2 separate regions of the Homo sapiens genome follow, and region 2 is linked to region 1. A link is an interaction called in ENCODE POLR2A ChIA-PET data of the cell type or tissue named here. Cell type or tissue: GM12878. All regions are shown on one strand.

Region 1 (8,000 bases):
AGGTGATATTTATAGCATTTCCCCCCTTCTGTGTTGTTCCTACCCACAGGATTTTAACTTACAGAGATGACTGAATGATGACACAGAGGGGACAAGTCCATTGAAATAAGTCTTGTTTTGTTTTGTTTTGTTTTGTTTTTTGGGACAGGGTCTCACTCTGTCGCCCATGCTGGAGTACAGTGGCACAATCTCAGCTCACTGTAGCCTTTGTCTCCCAGGTTCAAGCTATTCTCCCGCCTCAGCCTCCTGAGTAGTTGGACTTACAGGCGTGGGCCACTACGCTCGGCCAATTTTTGTATTTTTAGTAGAGATGGGGTTTCACCATGTTGGCCAGGCTGGTCTCGAACTCCTGACCTCAAGTGATCCTCCTGCCTCGGCTGGTGTGCTAGGATTACAGGTGTGAGCCACAGCACCTGGCAGAAAGAAATTTTTTTTTATTACTCACATTTCCTAAGAGAAGAGGGCATTCCATGCCACACAGGGCCAGGAGGAGAAGCACCTATTTGGGTGAAGAGGAAGAGATGGGAGTCAGGGGAAAGCCGAGGCCAGAGCCTTTACTGGGTTTTTATGGAAAAGGCAAGGCAGACTGGAGGAATCAGCTTGGGGTTGGCTAGGCGCTGGGATGGTCTTTAGTTGTCAGTTCCTGGCCCTGAGAGATTTAGGGCAGGGGAAATGTGGGCTGGGTAACTGAGAGTTAGATAAGGAGGTGGCTCAGCTAGATCACAGAGGAGATGGAAACTACTTGGCTGTTAACTTGCCCTGTAATTGATGGATACCAAATAGCCAAATACAGATTCGGAGAAAATGCAGGACAACTTCCCAGGCTTACTTTGCTGCCATTCATTTTGTGGTGAACCAAAAAACCACTTACACAAACCTGTTGGAAGGGGTCTCTTTTGTGAGTACTGTCAAAGAGAGCTATCTAGAAGAGACCTTTTTTTGTGAGTGGTGAGGTTTAGGCTGAATTTTTATTTTGTTTTGGTGCTTTTCTGTAATTTGGGATTATTAAAAACAAAGACTAGACCTTTTTATAGATAGAAACAAGGCTCTTTTATTTGGAAATACCATGTGCATAAATGATGAATAAATAGAGTCAGTGAGGACCTTCTTGCCCTCATGATTCATTGTTCTTCTCCTTCTCCTTTTTCTCCTTCTCCTTCTCCTTCTCTTTCTCCCCTTCCTCCTCTTCCTTCTTCTTCTTTTTTTTTTTTTAATATGAGACACAGTCTCGCTCTGTTAAACACTTGTATTAGTTTCATTGAAAGTGTAATATAAAATCTGAGGATCTCAGACATCTTAGGAAGATGACTGTCATTTATTATCTATTAACCAGGTGAGCAACTTCCTGGCGAGTGAGGGGTGCGGCAGGGAAGGGTGGAGACGCAAAGGCACAGTTCCCTTTGTAATGGAGAGCTTCAGCTCCTGGGAAGGATCTGCAATGCTTAGTGGGGCTGTTCATCTCTAATATAGTTAATAATTACTGATTTGTATGAAGCAGAACTGAGGGCAGGGAGGGATGTGGGAAGGCCACAGGAGATATGAGTTTGCAGCCAGAGTTTACCGGTGATGAATCACCTTCTGATCAAAGCAGGAGGCTGGGACCTGTGGGGGATGCACTTCGACCCTGGGGTGTGACCCAGGAAGTCAGTGATTTGTGAAGGGCATCATAGGTCACAGATGCCTTTCCAAAGTTACCAGAACTTGGGATCCAATTTATTTCTCTTAGTCCAGGCTCAGGTTTGATTCCCAATCCCTTGCATTCACACGAGTCACAGGGCAGAAAAGTGCAGACGTGTTCTTGTGCGACCTCCAGATGTGGTGTGGAGATGGAAGATGGTACTCTCATCATTAGAGCTGATTTGCTTTGGAATTAAAGAGAGACATACGCACTGTGTTTCTGTGGCCCATCATAGTTTCCACTGATGGTGCCATGTGTCATTTGGGGTAACATTGACTTGTATTTCCACTCAGTGTGAGGAAAGGACCATAAGACAGAATTGGAGTAATTTCTGGAAAAAAGAAGTAAATGCTTAGTAGAGTGTCATACAGTCTTTTAATAACAAGTATTTGATAAACATGATTTTGTTATCCATCCTTCTGCAGGAAAAGAAGCCAAGTTAATTTTCCTGAGTTTACAGATTGGAGGGTTTTTAGTATAACCTGTGCCTTTTTCCTTCACCCTGTTTCCTCTTTTACTACTACAGTAAAGAGGGTGAAATTTAGTTGCAAAAGGATACCATTGAAATTTAGTTACTTTTGCTCGTCTCTTGCTAAAAGAGTTAATAATGTGCAGTCTTTAACTTGGACTGATTTTGGTATAATGTAGTGGGTTTCTAAAAATAGATTTCTTTTTCATGTAATTGACAATTAACTCCATAAGTTACTTTACAGAAATTTAAGTTTCTCTAGAAATTACTGCAGTACACATTGCATGCATTCTCCTTAAAGAAAATTGACAGAACAAAATTTCATCCTCTGTTAGGAGCTTGCTTTTCCCTCACTTGCTCATCTCATGAGGGGAAGCATGTATTATATCATGTAATTGACCTCCCGAGCTGTATGGCACCCTTGAGTGAACCAGGTACAAGCAGCCTCCACCCAGGCATTTTCTTAATGTCCACAAAGGCTCGCTGACTTCAAGTTAGCTATTTGTGTCCTTTAACTTGTTGCCACAATTTAAAACCAGGTGAGCATTTTCTGCACAGAGTGGTCATAAGCAGTGTCTGTTCTGCTGTGCTCGGCCTCTTTGTCACCTGTTCCATATTTGGGCATGAAGCACTAGGCCCATATGCCTTCACCATTTTGCAATGTTGTTCTGGGACAGAGTTATAGGGTTTTTGCCTTGAACAAAGCATCTACATTCTTCATTCTTAGGGAGTGACAGTTCCATTGCCAATATGTGGATATCAGTTTTCTTCAAGCTTGTGTACCACTCGTATCCACTGCTGTTCAGTTGCATAATCTCTAAGATTAAAAACTACATTTTGGTAATGCTGGCAACGAGGGCACAAGGAAATAAATTGTCTGTTTTTATAAACATGTAGCTACTGATATTTTTTTTTGAAGGTGAAAGCTTTATTTAAAGGAAGGTCTCATAGAGAGTTTTAAAATTTTAGAATGAAAAAAGGTCTTAAATTTATTAACCAAATAGTAAACTAATTCATTCAACCAAAAGACTTACTGAACACTCCCTGAGTGAAGGTGTGTGTGTTAGGAAATGTGCTTACTGGGTGAACACAACAGAGGTGTTCCCCACCTCATGATACCCACAGTCTAGGGAGTGACAGGCAATAATTAAGTAATTTTTAAAAATTTATAGCTGTAAAGTAAAGCAAACTATGGCACGTCCATGAAAGAGAGGTTAGAGCCTATGAGCGGGGAGGCGGGGACCAGATGGAGCCTGGGCTCAGGGGCTGCCAGACACACACAGCTGCCTACGGGCAGGAAGGGGCCCCATTGGAAGCGTTAAACAAGTGTCTGTATAGAAGGAAGGCATGTGAATAAAGAAAAAAAGATTGACCTTTGTGAGTTGTGACATCCAAGGTGTCCAGGAACTAGTTTCTCCACTTTCTTTTTCTCCTTTTTGTCATGGCCGGCAGTTGGGCCCTTGTACTGTTCATCAGCTTCACCATCAAAATCAAATGAAAAGAAAGAGAAGGGAATGGAATGCTCACTTTCTAGACCTTACTTTAAATTCTGTTGAAGATTTATTAATATTTGGGAGAGAGTTTGAAATGATAATCCAAAAGATGTCTCCCTTTGAACATATGTAGAAGTTAATCATTTAGATTAACTTGCATTTAAACACATAATTGTATGTGATCGTATACATTTTTTGGCTCACTGTTTTGTGTTCAAAGGCAGATTTCCTAGGGTAGTGCTGATTTATTCTACTTCTTTTAGGCTGTGTAATTCACCTTTTTTCTAATTTGGGGAAAATTGTGGTCACTATAGTTATATATTTTTTATTTAAAAACTTGTAATATTTTATTAAGTTATCTACCCAAATCTTCCTCCTGAAAGATAATATCTTTTTTTCCTTTTTTTTTTTTTAATTTCAGTAGGTTTTTGGGGAATAGGTGTCCTCATAGCTTAGCTCCCACTTAGGAGTGAGAATATAGGATGTTTGGTTTTTCATTCCTGAGTTACTTCACTTAGAACAATGGTCTCCAGTTCCATCTAGGTTGCTGTGAATGCCATTATTTCATTCCTTTATATAGCTGAGTAGTATTCCATTATCTATCTCTGTATATGTATATATCACAACTTCTTTATCCACTTGTTGACTGATAGGCATTTGTGCTGGTTCCATATTTTTGCAGTTGTGAATTGTGCAGCTATAAACATGCGATAACACAGTATCTTTTCAGATATGTGTCCGTCTGACATGTTCTGCACCACCCACTACACTGCAGGGCATTTAGGTAAGCAGCATTTATAAGAGTGACTGGAAATGGCTTAGGAAAAATGGTACAGAATGTAATTTATCAGAATAATCACTGATCCTCTTAGCATGTGTATTCAACAGGTAACTGTGACTCTAAAATGTTATTTGGGAGGGAATTTGCAACCAAAGTTAGAAACAGCTCTAGAGGTGCTGGGATCTAGGGGCCTTAGATTTTTTCATCTCAGTTAATCACACCATGCTTTAGGAAGCTTTAGGATAAGATTCTGGTGCTAGTGTCCCCGGTTGGTTTTGCTTCTGAGAACCAATTTTGCAGTTGTCACATGATGAGTTGGATCCTCATGCAGATCCTCCAAGGGTCTTACTGAACACCATCGGTTTATGCTAGTGAGGGTTTGTGGTTCTCAGCTTCCCGCATTGGAATGAACATTATTTGGGCCTGAGCTGTGACAGCTTCCTTCTTCAGCTTCCTTCCTTGGGTTCTTCTGGTTGGGGTATGGACCACTTCTTCTGGAGAACAGCAGGGTGGTGTTCAAGCACCATCGTACTCTCCTAGTCTAGAGCTCAGCCACCCAGTACTATAGCCAATAGAGATATTTGGCTCAAAAACACATGAGAGATGGTAGTGTGACAGAATAATGGAATTGTAAATTGTATTTAGTTTTAATCAAAACTTTAAAATTGATATCCAATATATATGATTGGAACAACTTGAATATGTGAGCTTACCTTTTCATCTCTAAAGTTTATGATAAAAGATTTCCAGTAAAAATTTAATGTCCAAGTTGAGATATGCTGTGAGTGTAAAATACATGCTATATTTCAAAGACTTAGTATTTAAAAAGAATAATATACAATAAGTAATTTTAAAATGTTGATTATTTGTTGAGATGATAATATTTTTGGTACATTAGGTTAAATAAAATGTACTATTAAAATAATGTTATCTTCTTAAAATTGTGATGACTATAAAATTTGAAATTGCATAGGTGGCTTACATAATGTTTCTGTTATTGGGCATTGCCCTAGAGCTAACTGAGGAAAAGATCATAGGGCACCATTTGCCATTGTTGTCAGTATGTGGCTTTCAGTACTAGGAGGTAAAGTAGATACTCTTTCCATACTAAATACTAAATGCCACTATCATTAAAAAACAACATGGCAAATCTTGCCCTTAAGGGGACCTCATTTTTTCCCCAGCAAAACAAAACCGACAGCCTGTTATATAGCTAAAGAGTAGATGAAAATACTTAAACAATATAAATGAACTTTATTGGTTAATAGGTGCAGCAAACCACCATGGCACACATTTACCTATGTGACAAACCTGCACATCCTGCACATGTATCCCAGAACTTAAAATTAAATATATATATAAAATAAACTTTATTAGTTATGCAATGAAATAAAACAGAGCAAGCAATACCTTTAGGTTCACTGAATTTTAAAGTTAACACCTTCAATACAAATGTATATATTTTGTATACACGGTTATGAAGGTATGAACATATTAATGAGCAAAATAATTATGAATACTTGTTCCTCTTTTGTAGTTTTAAATATGTATAAGCAAGAAGTAACTTGACATGACATAATGCTGTGCCACCTTGCCTATTCTGTCGTGGGCTCCAAATGTAAATTCATCAGAAGAGCTCACAGCTTTGTTGAATCTCCTGCCTCTTTGGGGAGATAGGCTCATATGTCTCAATTTTGAAGCACCCCTCTTGGAATGAGGTCAGTTAGACCACTCCAAGGACCACTCTCTTTTCTTCTTTGTATTTTCTGGGGAAAACGTATAGCTAGCATGCTGGGACTGTTTGTTTTGAATGAGTTTGTTTATGAGTTTTCAAAACAAAATTATGAAAAAAAGGGAAGTTTCCAACTCCTTGTGCATGTCTTGCTGGCTAAGCAGATGATCTCTAAAAACAGATTACAATATCATTTTGAAGGTAACAAAGGTATCTTCCTTGCTTATCTTTAAGGCTGCATATTTTATTGTTTATACATTGGCCAATTAGGAACTGAAATTTAAGAAAGACAGTCATTTTAACCTATTGAAGTCACAGAATGAAATGATGAAGTAATCGTATGTGTTCCCAGTTTAGCATATATGTATATATATGCATTGATGAATAATATGATTTGTTGTAAACAAATGAAAAACTGCAGAAACCTGTAATTTGTACATTATTATTTCAGATCACCGTAACAAATATTACCAGGTTTTTAATTTTCTTTAAAAAAATGCATTTCTAGGGCTGGGCGTGGTGGCTCACGCCTGTAATCCCAGCACTTTGGGAGGCCAAGGCAGGAGGATCACGAGGTCAGGAGATCGAGACCATCCTGGCCAACATGGTGAAACCCTGTCTCTACTAAAAAGACAAAAATTAGCCGAGCGTGGTGGCACGTGCCTGTAGTCCCAGCTGCTCGGGAGGCTGAGGCAGGAGAATTGCTTGAACCAGGGAGTCAGAGGTTGCAATGAGCCAAGATTGCGGCTGCACTCCTGCCTGGTGACAGAGCGAGACCCCGTCTGAAAAAAAAAAAAGAAAAAAAGATTTTCTAAAATTGTATTTATACTCTCTGCTCCTTCCCCATCAGCCATCAACGCTTCCCTCCCTCCCTCTCCCTTCCTTAATGATAAGCCCTCAGCTTTGCTCAGGACTCAGCCTCCCATGTGGTTTTGGTAAGTGGTCTAAGACCTGAGGCCCAAAGCGTGATTGGCTGATGCTGTGATTTCTCAGCCTGGTTGCGCATTAGAATCACCCTGGGAGCTTTAGAATCCAGATGCCTGGGCTCTACTCACAGAGATTCTGATTTAATTGGTGTGTTGCAGAACCTGACTTGAGCCATTTCGAAATGGGTCATTGATAGCTTGTAGCTGTAACGATTCAAACATATACAACATAAGCAGGGTGACCACAGAAGTTATTCTCTAAGTCTGGTATGTTCCTAAATGTCCTCTAAATTCTTATCTTCCACTCCAGGGCTTTTGAAGTGGCCTGATCCAAACACCTTCTTTCCGACATTAAAAACATTAGCCGGTTATTTTGCCTCATCAGCACTTCCTACACTTCCTTAGGTGAGCCAGGTTGCTTTTAATCTCTTGGAGCTGCCTTCGTTAATAGGCCTTTTTTTTTTCTTTTTTGTTTTAAATTGTATGTATTGAAAGTATACAACATGATATTTGATATACATATTCCTAGTGAAGTAATTACTACAATTAAATTAACACACCCATCATTTCACATAGTTACCTTTCTTTTTTTGTGGCGAGAGTACCTAAAATCTACTATCATAGCAAATTTGTAATATATAATGCAATATTATTAACGACAATACTTGTGTGGTACTCTAGATTTTTTCATCCAAGATAACTGCATCTTTGTATGCTTTGATCTATATCTCCCCATTTTCCCTGCCCCTCCCGATTATGCCTTTTGAGGCAGTATAGTGTGACAGTTAGCCATCACTGAATTCTGGGGGCCTTTTGTCTATTCCAGGGAGATGAAATTGTTAGAGAAAGATTAGGAGAAAGAATATGAAAAGGACTTAGAGAGGATACAAAATCATGAAGTCACAAATACCTGCCAAACAA
Region 2 (8,000 bases), 1.4 Mb after region 1:
TCCCAGGCTCAAACTATCCTCTTGCCTCAGCCTCTTGAGTAGCTGGGACCACAGACCATAGGCACGCACCACCATGCCCGGCTATTTTTTTTTTTTTTGAGAGATGAGGTCTCACTATGTTGGCCTCAGCTGGTCTCCAACTCCTGAACTCAAGCTGTCCTCTTGCCTCGGCCTTCCAAAAGATTACAGACATGAGCCACATGCCCAGCTGATTTGTTGTTTTAAAGCAGGAACCAATTACAGTTCTTTTTGTTTTACACTAGAATTTTCTAGCCAAGAATTTCATGGCAAAATATATACACACACACACACGTATATACATTTATATATATACATATATATACACACACATGTGTATATATAAAAAAATAGAATTAATCTAATTTTTGTTTCTGTTTTCCAGTGAAACCTGGGAAGAATGTGCTCAAAGGGAAACCTGGGAAGAAGCAGCTCTTCACCTGAAAAATGTTCACTTTGCCTCAGTTGTGAATTCTTTCATTGAGAAGGAGAATTACCATTATGTTACTATATTAATGAAAGGAGAAGTGGATGTGACTCATGATTCAGAACCAAAGAATGTAGAGCCTGAAAAAAATGAAAGTAAGAGAATTATATATAATCATGCATTTTTCTTTCAGGAGAGCAAGTGGTCTGGAGGAATATTACAGTATGTTGCCATATGAAGAGAATGCTATTGTCTGAATGCTTGTGTTCCCCCAAAATTCTATGTAGAAATCCTAACTCCCATGACGAGGTTTTAGGAGGTTGGGGCCCTTGGGAGGTGATTAGATCATAAGATAATGAATGGGATTCATGCCCTTATAAAAGAGACCCCTGACCCCTTCCATGATGTAAAGATACAGAGAGAAGATCGTTGTCTGTGAACCTGGAAGTGGGCCCTCCCCAGATATGGAATCTGCCAGTGTCTTGATCTTGGACTTCCCAGTCTCTAGAACTGTTGAGAAATAAATTTCTGTTGCTCATAAGCCATGTAGTCTGAAGTATTCTGTTATAGCAGTCCAAATAGCCTAAGATATATGAATGTAGAGATGTAATATAGAGATATAGATAGGTAAATATATTTGGACCATGAGGAACCAGACTGTGTTTGTGTCCTGGTTCTTAGAGCTTTGTGACCTTGGGCAAATTATTTCATGCCTGGGCCTCTTTTCTTATCCGTGATAATAATAAGTACCTTGGATGGATTCTTGTAAGGATTTACATACGAAGAACCTCGTGAACACAGTAAGTTTTATTGTTATTGTTTAATTTTGTTTCAGGCAGTAATTTTAAGGAAAATATTTTATCTGTTTTACTCAGTTTTCTCACCTGCGCAGGAGAGTTAATACCATCCATTTACGGTAAATAATTACACTGATAAAACAATTATTGTTTCACAGCAGTTGGGTTCTTCTTGCCTGCCACCCAGAAAAAGCCAGTACCCTGAGACAGTAGGAGTTGTAGCAGAGAAAGAGTTTAATAATCACAGGGCAGCTGCATGAGGAGGACGGGAGATAATTCTTAAATCCTACCCATAGAGAATTCAGAGGCTAGGGTTTTTCAAGGATGGTTTGACAAGCAAGGGGCTAGGGAATGAGAAATGCTGCTTTGTTGGGTTGGGGATAAAACCATACGGATGTCAAAACTGTCTTCTTGTGCTGAGTCAGTTCCTCGATGGGGGGTTCACAGGACCACTTGAGTCAGTTTCTTTGTGTGGCTTACCGATTTGGGTGGTACCAGTTGGTCCATTAGAATGCAAAGTCTGAAAAATATCTCAAACACTAGTCTTAGGTTTTACAATAGCAATGTCATCTGTAGGTGTAAATAGGAAAGTTATAAATCTTTTGACCACGGGCTACATGCTTCCTGAGCAGTAAGCAGTTACAAAAAAGCAAGTTATAAAATGATGCCTGGTTAGAGTTTAACTATGCCTACATCTTTATTAATAGAGTTCTGGCCCTTACCATAATTTTAACCTTGTGGCCTTTTATTAGTTCTACAAAAGCAGCTTTGGTCCCTTAACAAGGAGGGGGTTAGTTTTGGGAAAGGACTATTACCATCCTTGCTTTAAAGTTAAACTGTAAACTAAATTCCTCCCATAGTTAGGTTGGCCTGTGTGTAGAAATGAGGAGACAGTTTGTGAGGTTAGAAGCAAGGTGGAGTCAGCTTTGTTAGATATCTCTCACTGTTATAATATTGCAAAGGTGGTTTCATTATCTGTTACCCTCTATGTTGAATTGAGTGCACTGAAAGTTTATTTACCGTGTGCTAAGCATTGTTCTAAGGGTTTTCTGTTTACCATCTCTCCTCAAATTCTCATAAAACAGTCAGAAAAGGAACTAAAGAGAAAAATATCAAACTTTTTGAATATATTCCTTGCCATATGAAACTTTATCCAAGTGGTCTTATGTATTGAACCTCCCCTCTAAACATTTAATTTCTTCTCTAATAGGGAAGAATCTTTTCATTCAACAGATACCTATTGAGTACAGTGTTTTGAGTATTGAGACACTGTTCTAGGCACTAAAGAAACAATGGTGCGTAGAACAAAGTCCCTGCCCTCTTGGACTTTACATTTTAGTGGGCGGGGGAAATGACAGATTACAGATATTTTATGATAGTAGCAATAAGGACTAAAAAGAGCAATAAAGCTGTGTAAGAAAGGGATATATGAGTGCTGTATCAGATAGGGTGGTTAGGAAGGGTCTCTGACAAAGGGATGTACACACATATACTGGGCAACATAGTGAGACCCTGTCTCTACAAAACTAAAAATGTTAGCCAGAGTGGTGGCACATGCCTGTAATCCCAGCTACTTGGGAGGCTGAGATGGAAGGATCATGTGAGCCTGGGAGATCAAGGCTGCAGTAAGCTATGATTGCACCACTGCTGTCCAGCCTGAGCAGCGACAGAGTGAGACCCTGTCTCAAAAAGAAGAAATGGACTAAACATTTTCTTATTTTTCTTTTTTCTATGGGCAAATAAAGCTGAGACTAGAAGAGACAAATATGATGGAATAGTTTTTTTTTAAATTCAGTATCCTTCACAGGAAGCAGATATAGAAAGCCTTCATTTTTAGAGAAGGTGCTATAGAGAAAACACCAAGGTCACTGACTGTCCCACAAGCTTTATTTGACCATTCTCACCAAGCCACCTCTGGGTGCTTCCTCATTCTTCAGTCCTCTTTTTGCCCTGTCTAGCCTCTGTAGGGATTTGAGTTGGGGAATCCTGATGCAAGTTATAATTTTGAATCTCACTCCTCTGAGCTGCGGGCCTGTGTTTCCAGTTGCTTTCTAAGTATCTTCCCTTAATGTTCAGAAGGCATCTCAAATTCAACTCAACTTCAAATTATGCTCATTATTTTTTTTACTGAACTTTGAATCTATAAAGAACAGTTCTTTTGGCTTATACATTTTGAACTCTTCCCTGCCAAACACAGTGTCTGACTCATAATCAGAATTCAAAATATGTTGAAGGAAGGAAGGACCCAGTGAATGAACATACAAGCCAACCTCTTCCTGTGAAGCTGTCATTTAGTACTAGACTGCCCTACTTTTTAATAACTTCCATAAGATTACTATTCTACTTTAAGTACTAAATCATGAGTTTTTATAACCATGTAACTATATGTATTGTTTTATTCCTCTTAGGATATAGTAGTTAGGAGTAGTTTTACATGCTTTGTGGTTTTTAAAATTCATTTATGTAACTTTTTTATTTGTTCACTTTCATTTTGTTAACTCCCTGACATGAACCTTGCTAGTAGTCTCAAATAAAGCAGTATGATTTACAAGGTCCAAGATTACTAGCATCAAATCAGATTTGATCAAAAACATTTATTGCTCTATATCTGTTAGTAACAATACAGCAGGAATTATGTTCACTTTATTCCCAGTTGCAGCCTGATAACCAACTACACTGATAACCAGCTGCAGCCTAGCCAAGGTACAAGGACTTGGTGGGTCTTTGTTTTATTTCTAGGATAAAGACACAGTCTCTCTATCCCGTGCTCCTCAGGCCTTGGATCTGGGTAGCCTGCTTCAGTTTACTATTTAGTGCATCTTTCCTCCAACCATCTAATTATAGTTCGGAGGCTCATCCAGACACTTCATTTTCTAGGGGATGGGGTAAACTTCATGGATGGGTTTTTGGAGACCTGGTTAATTAAGCATCTTGCACCACATTGTTGGGTACTCAGTCTGTCTGTGTCTGTCTGTCTGTCTCTCTTTCTCGCTCTCTCTCTCTCCCTCTCCCGCCCTCCCTCTCCCCCTCCCGCCCCCACCTCATTAGTGTATGGTCACAGTTACTGATCACAGTTACTCTTCCTGTACTTATTCCAGTTTCATGGATTTTCGGCCCCTGCATTCCCAAAGTGAAAATACGTACCTATATACCTGTATTTTATGGACAGAAAGATACTTAGTGCTTACACATAGTAAAAACAGGTGATCATAAAGAAACTAGAACATGGAGTGTGTATCTTAATATAATATGTAGGTATTTGTCATAAGCATCTGTGCGTCTATGTTATTTACATTTAAATCATGAAAGAAACACCATTCTCTAGAATCTTTTTCTAGAATTTCATGTACTTTATAACTGATAGACACTGTTAAATCTTTGTTTCAATGGATTTTTAAAAATCATCTCCTTCTGTATTTGTTTAAAATATACCAAGGTACAATATTTTATTTTCCTCTGCACAGCTTTCTACTTTTTTAAGAGATGGAGGATATCTTAGAAACTTTGTAATCTACTTTATTTTATAGGTGAAGGAAGTGGTTTATTTTAATGTAGTATAACCTATAGTATATAACGTTATTTGCATTTTTTACAAAAATATTTACATAAACATTGACTAATACTAAATCTGGGTTTACCATGGCATAGCCTTTGTAAACTGGGCTTCACATTCAAATAACACAATGTTTTAAATGACCACCATTCTCTTCATAAGACCTTCATTCTACATGCAAATTATATTTGTATAGCCAAGCAAATGCAAAGCATCACTATGAGTTTATTAGTAGCAAGTTATTTTTAAATTCAATTAATTTTTTCTAAATATAGGTTAGCTTACCCAAATAAACACCCTTTGTTTTCTGTTATCTAAATAAATTGATTTAGCATCTTTCTTTTCTAGGTTGGGAGTGGGTTCCTTGGGAAGAACTACCTCCCCTGGACCAGCTTTTCTGGGGACTGCGTTGTTTAAAAGAACAAGGCTATGATCCATTTAAAGAAGATCTGAACCATCTGGTGGGATACAAAGGAAATCATCTCTAGGTGGCCGAGAAGATTTGATTTTCTTTAAAAAGACAAGAATAAGGTCTGGTTAGGGAATGAAAAATGTATACATTTCGGAACAACTCCATTTTATCTAAAAAAGTTCTTGTGATTGCCAGTTTATTTGCAGTCTCTTAATGTATCCCCCACTCTTTCAGCCAGTACTTGAGAAAATTTTTCTGAAATATGTCATTGAATTGTATTCCAGACACAGAATACATGATAAATACTGATATTATGGGTAATCTGCTTTCCATATTTACCTATGATATTTACTGTGCAGTTTGTCATTACTAGCTTGCATGGAGTAGGATGCAGTCAAATTTGCCTTAGTGTTTCTGTTCAAATAGAGACCTGAATTCAAATATTGTAGTTTAGGTTCAAACAGAGTATGGCTGTTGCAAAATTTACCAAATTTGTTGATTACCTCTTTTATTAAAGAAATGTTGGGGAGAGGGTAATATATTGTGACAATTTTTGCAACTTACAGGGAATAGGACAGGTCATTAGGGTGTATTTCCCAGGTTTCCAATTGAGAATCTAAACCAAGAGAAGTGAGACAAACCATCTAATATCTGTATCATGCTATTAATAGGCTGTGATGTTGAGTTTCTCACTTACTCTTTCTGAGGTCCAGGGTCCTTATATGAAGAGATTCATATATATGAAGAGATTCGTCTAGAGCAGTGGTTGTCAAAGTGTGGTCTGGGGGGGCCTCAAGAGCCTTTCAAGGGTATTCTAGGTCAAAGCTGTTTTTATAACACTAAGACATCATTTCACTATTTATAGCTTTTCCTTTTTTTTATTTGAGAAGGAGTCTTGCTCTGTTGCCCACATTGGAGTGCAGTGGCACGATCTCAGCTCATTGCAGCCTCCGCCACCTGGGTTCAAGCAATTCTCCTACCTCAGCTTCCCGAGTAGCTGGGATTATAGGCACCCACCACCACACCTGGCTAATTTTTGTATTTTTAGTGGAGACGGGGTTTCACCATGTTGGCCAGGCTGGTCTGGAACTCCTGAGCTCAAGTGATCTGCCCATCTCAGCCTCCCAAAGTGCTGGGATTACAGGTATGAGCCACAACGCCCAGCCATCATTTATCTTTTTCACTCATTTTTTCATGAGTATGCAGAGGAGTTTTCAAGAGGCTATCTGGTGTGATATTGTAATAGGCTGAATGCAAAAGCAGATACAAGATTCCAGCTTTCGTCTGTCATCAGACATTGAAGAGATTTGGAGAAATGTAAAGCAGCAGTACTCTTCTCACTAATTTTTGTTGTGGTTAGTTAGAAAAATGGTTATTTTTAGTGGGTTTTAATATGTGAAAAAAATAAAATTAGCTATTTGCCAAAAATGTTTTTATGTGTTTATATATACTTGGTTCTTGTTACTTGCAAATGATTAATAAAAATTTTAAGAAATTTCTCAGTTTTCATTTCTATATGATAAATATTTCTAGATAAAACCATACAAAAACAAAATCTCTTTGTGGTCCTTGGTAATTTTTAAGAGTACAAAGGGATCCAAATTTTTGCCAGATTAGGCCAAAAGCTCACATTTTTAATTTTGAGCGCACTTCTGTGAAATCCTGTGCTTCTCTTAGAGTTGATTACCTTTGAATTTTGCTCTTTCAAAAGACCCCAGTACTATCATAATACTTGCTAAGGAATCTTTTTCCAGTGAGTATCATTTTTTAAGTTCTTTCTTGTTTGCTTTTTCAAAATTATATATGTACATTGTATAATTTGTCATGTAGAAATCTCATTTTCTTTTTTTTTCTGAGACAGGGTCTCACTCTGTCAACCAGGCTGGAGTGCAGTGGTGCAATCTCGGCTCACTGCAACCTCCAGCTCCCAGGCTCAAGGGATCCTCTTGCCTCGGCCTCCTGAGTACCTGGGATTACAGGTATGGTATGCACCACCACGCCCAGCTAATTTTTGTATTTTTAGTAGAGATGGTTTCACCATGTTGCCCAGTTGATCTCGAACTCTTGACCTCAAGTGATCTGCCCACCTTGGCCTCCCAAAGTGCTGGGATTACAGGCATGAACCACCACGCCCTGCCCATATTTTTGATGTTAGATGCATGATTTTGAAATGTTTGAAGAGCTCAAATATAATAAGTGTGTATGTATGCCTTGTTCTTTGGATATATGGATTAATTTCACACTAATTTTTCTACTCCTATTTGATTATTCCATGTCCTTCTGTTGCTTGCTTCCTCATTTTACTTAATTTCAGTAAAATTCAGTCCCTCAGTTGACTGAATCCCTGTCCCTGGCTTCTCCTAAGTGATAGACATGTGAAGCTTGATAAGAAAGCAGGCGAGCTTATGGATTAAATCCTTTCATAGGTTTATCTCAACTACAGTTCATTGGTAATTCATTAAGATATCTCTTTATGTTAGTACTTATCCATGCAGATATTTTATAGCTTCAAAAACTCATCACAAGGCCTGGCACAGTGGCTCACACCTGTAAACCCAGCACTTTGTGAGGCTGAGGTGAGAGGATTGCTTGAGTTCAGGAGCTCAAGACCAGCCTGGGCAACACAGGGAGACCCTGTCTTTATGAATAATTTAAAAATTAGCCAGGCATGGTGGCACATGCCTGTGGTCCCAGCTACTTGGAAGGCAATGACAAACTCATTGAAAGCTTGTGAGGTTTGTTTGTTTGTTTTTTAACTCAACCAACTTGACATGAAATGTGTTTCAATGGAAA

Evidence for each region. ChIA-PET counts read pairs that join two places held together with the same protein. Peaks named below come from ENCODE experiments on the same cell type or tissue, not always from the same donor. Only the 100,000 strongest peaks of a DNase experiment are listed, where the experiment ranks them.
Region 2: POLR2A ChIA-PET joins it to region 1 with 5 read pairs; 1 of 35 experiments calls an interaction of 5 or more read pairs at or near these places.

What each region holds. Positions count from the first base shown.
Region 1 is chr13:46,606,449-46,614,448 of GRCh38, forward strand. The region is part of intron 1 of LRCH1 (leucine rich repeats and calponin homology domain containing 1); the gene reads left to right. Among named protein-coding and RNA genes, the nearest start is that of LRCH1, 57 kb to the left of the region's middle. RefSeq lists an enhancer at 1,414-1,473. In GM12878, no CTCF peak of the experiment used is centred here; no DNase peak of the experiment used is centred here; H3K4me3 peaks cover 862 bases; H3K27ac peaks cover 2,086 bases.
Region 2 is chr13:48,040,517-48,048,516 of GRCh38, forward strand. It overlaps NUDT15 (nudix hydrolase 15), which reads left to right. Exons shown (of 3, transcript NM_018283.4): 2 at 404-600; 3 at 5,144-6,705. The coding sequence ends at 5,283. Among named protein-coding and RNA genes, the nearest start is that of NUDT15, 6.8 kb to the left of the region's middle. In GM12878, no CTCF peak of the experiment used is centred here; no DNase peak of the experiment used is centred here; H3K27ac peaks cover 227 bases.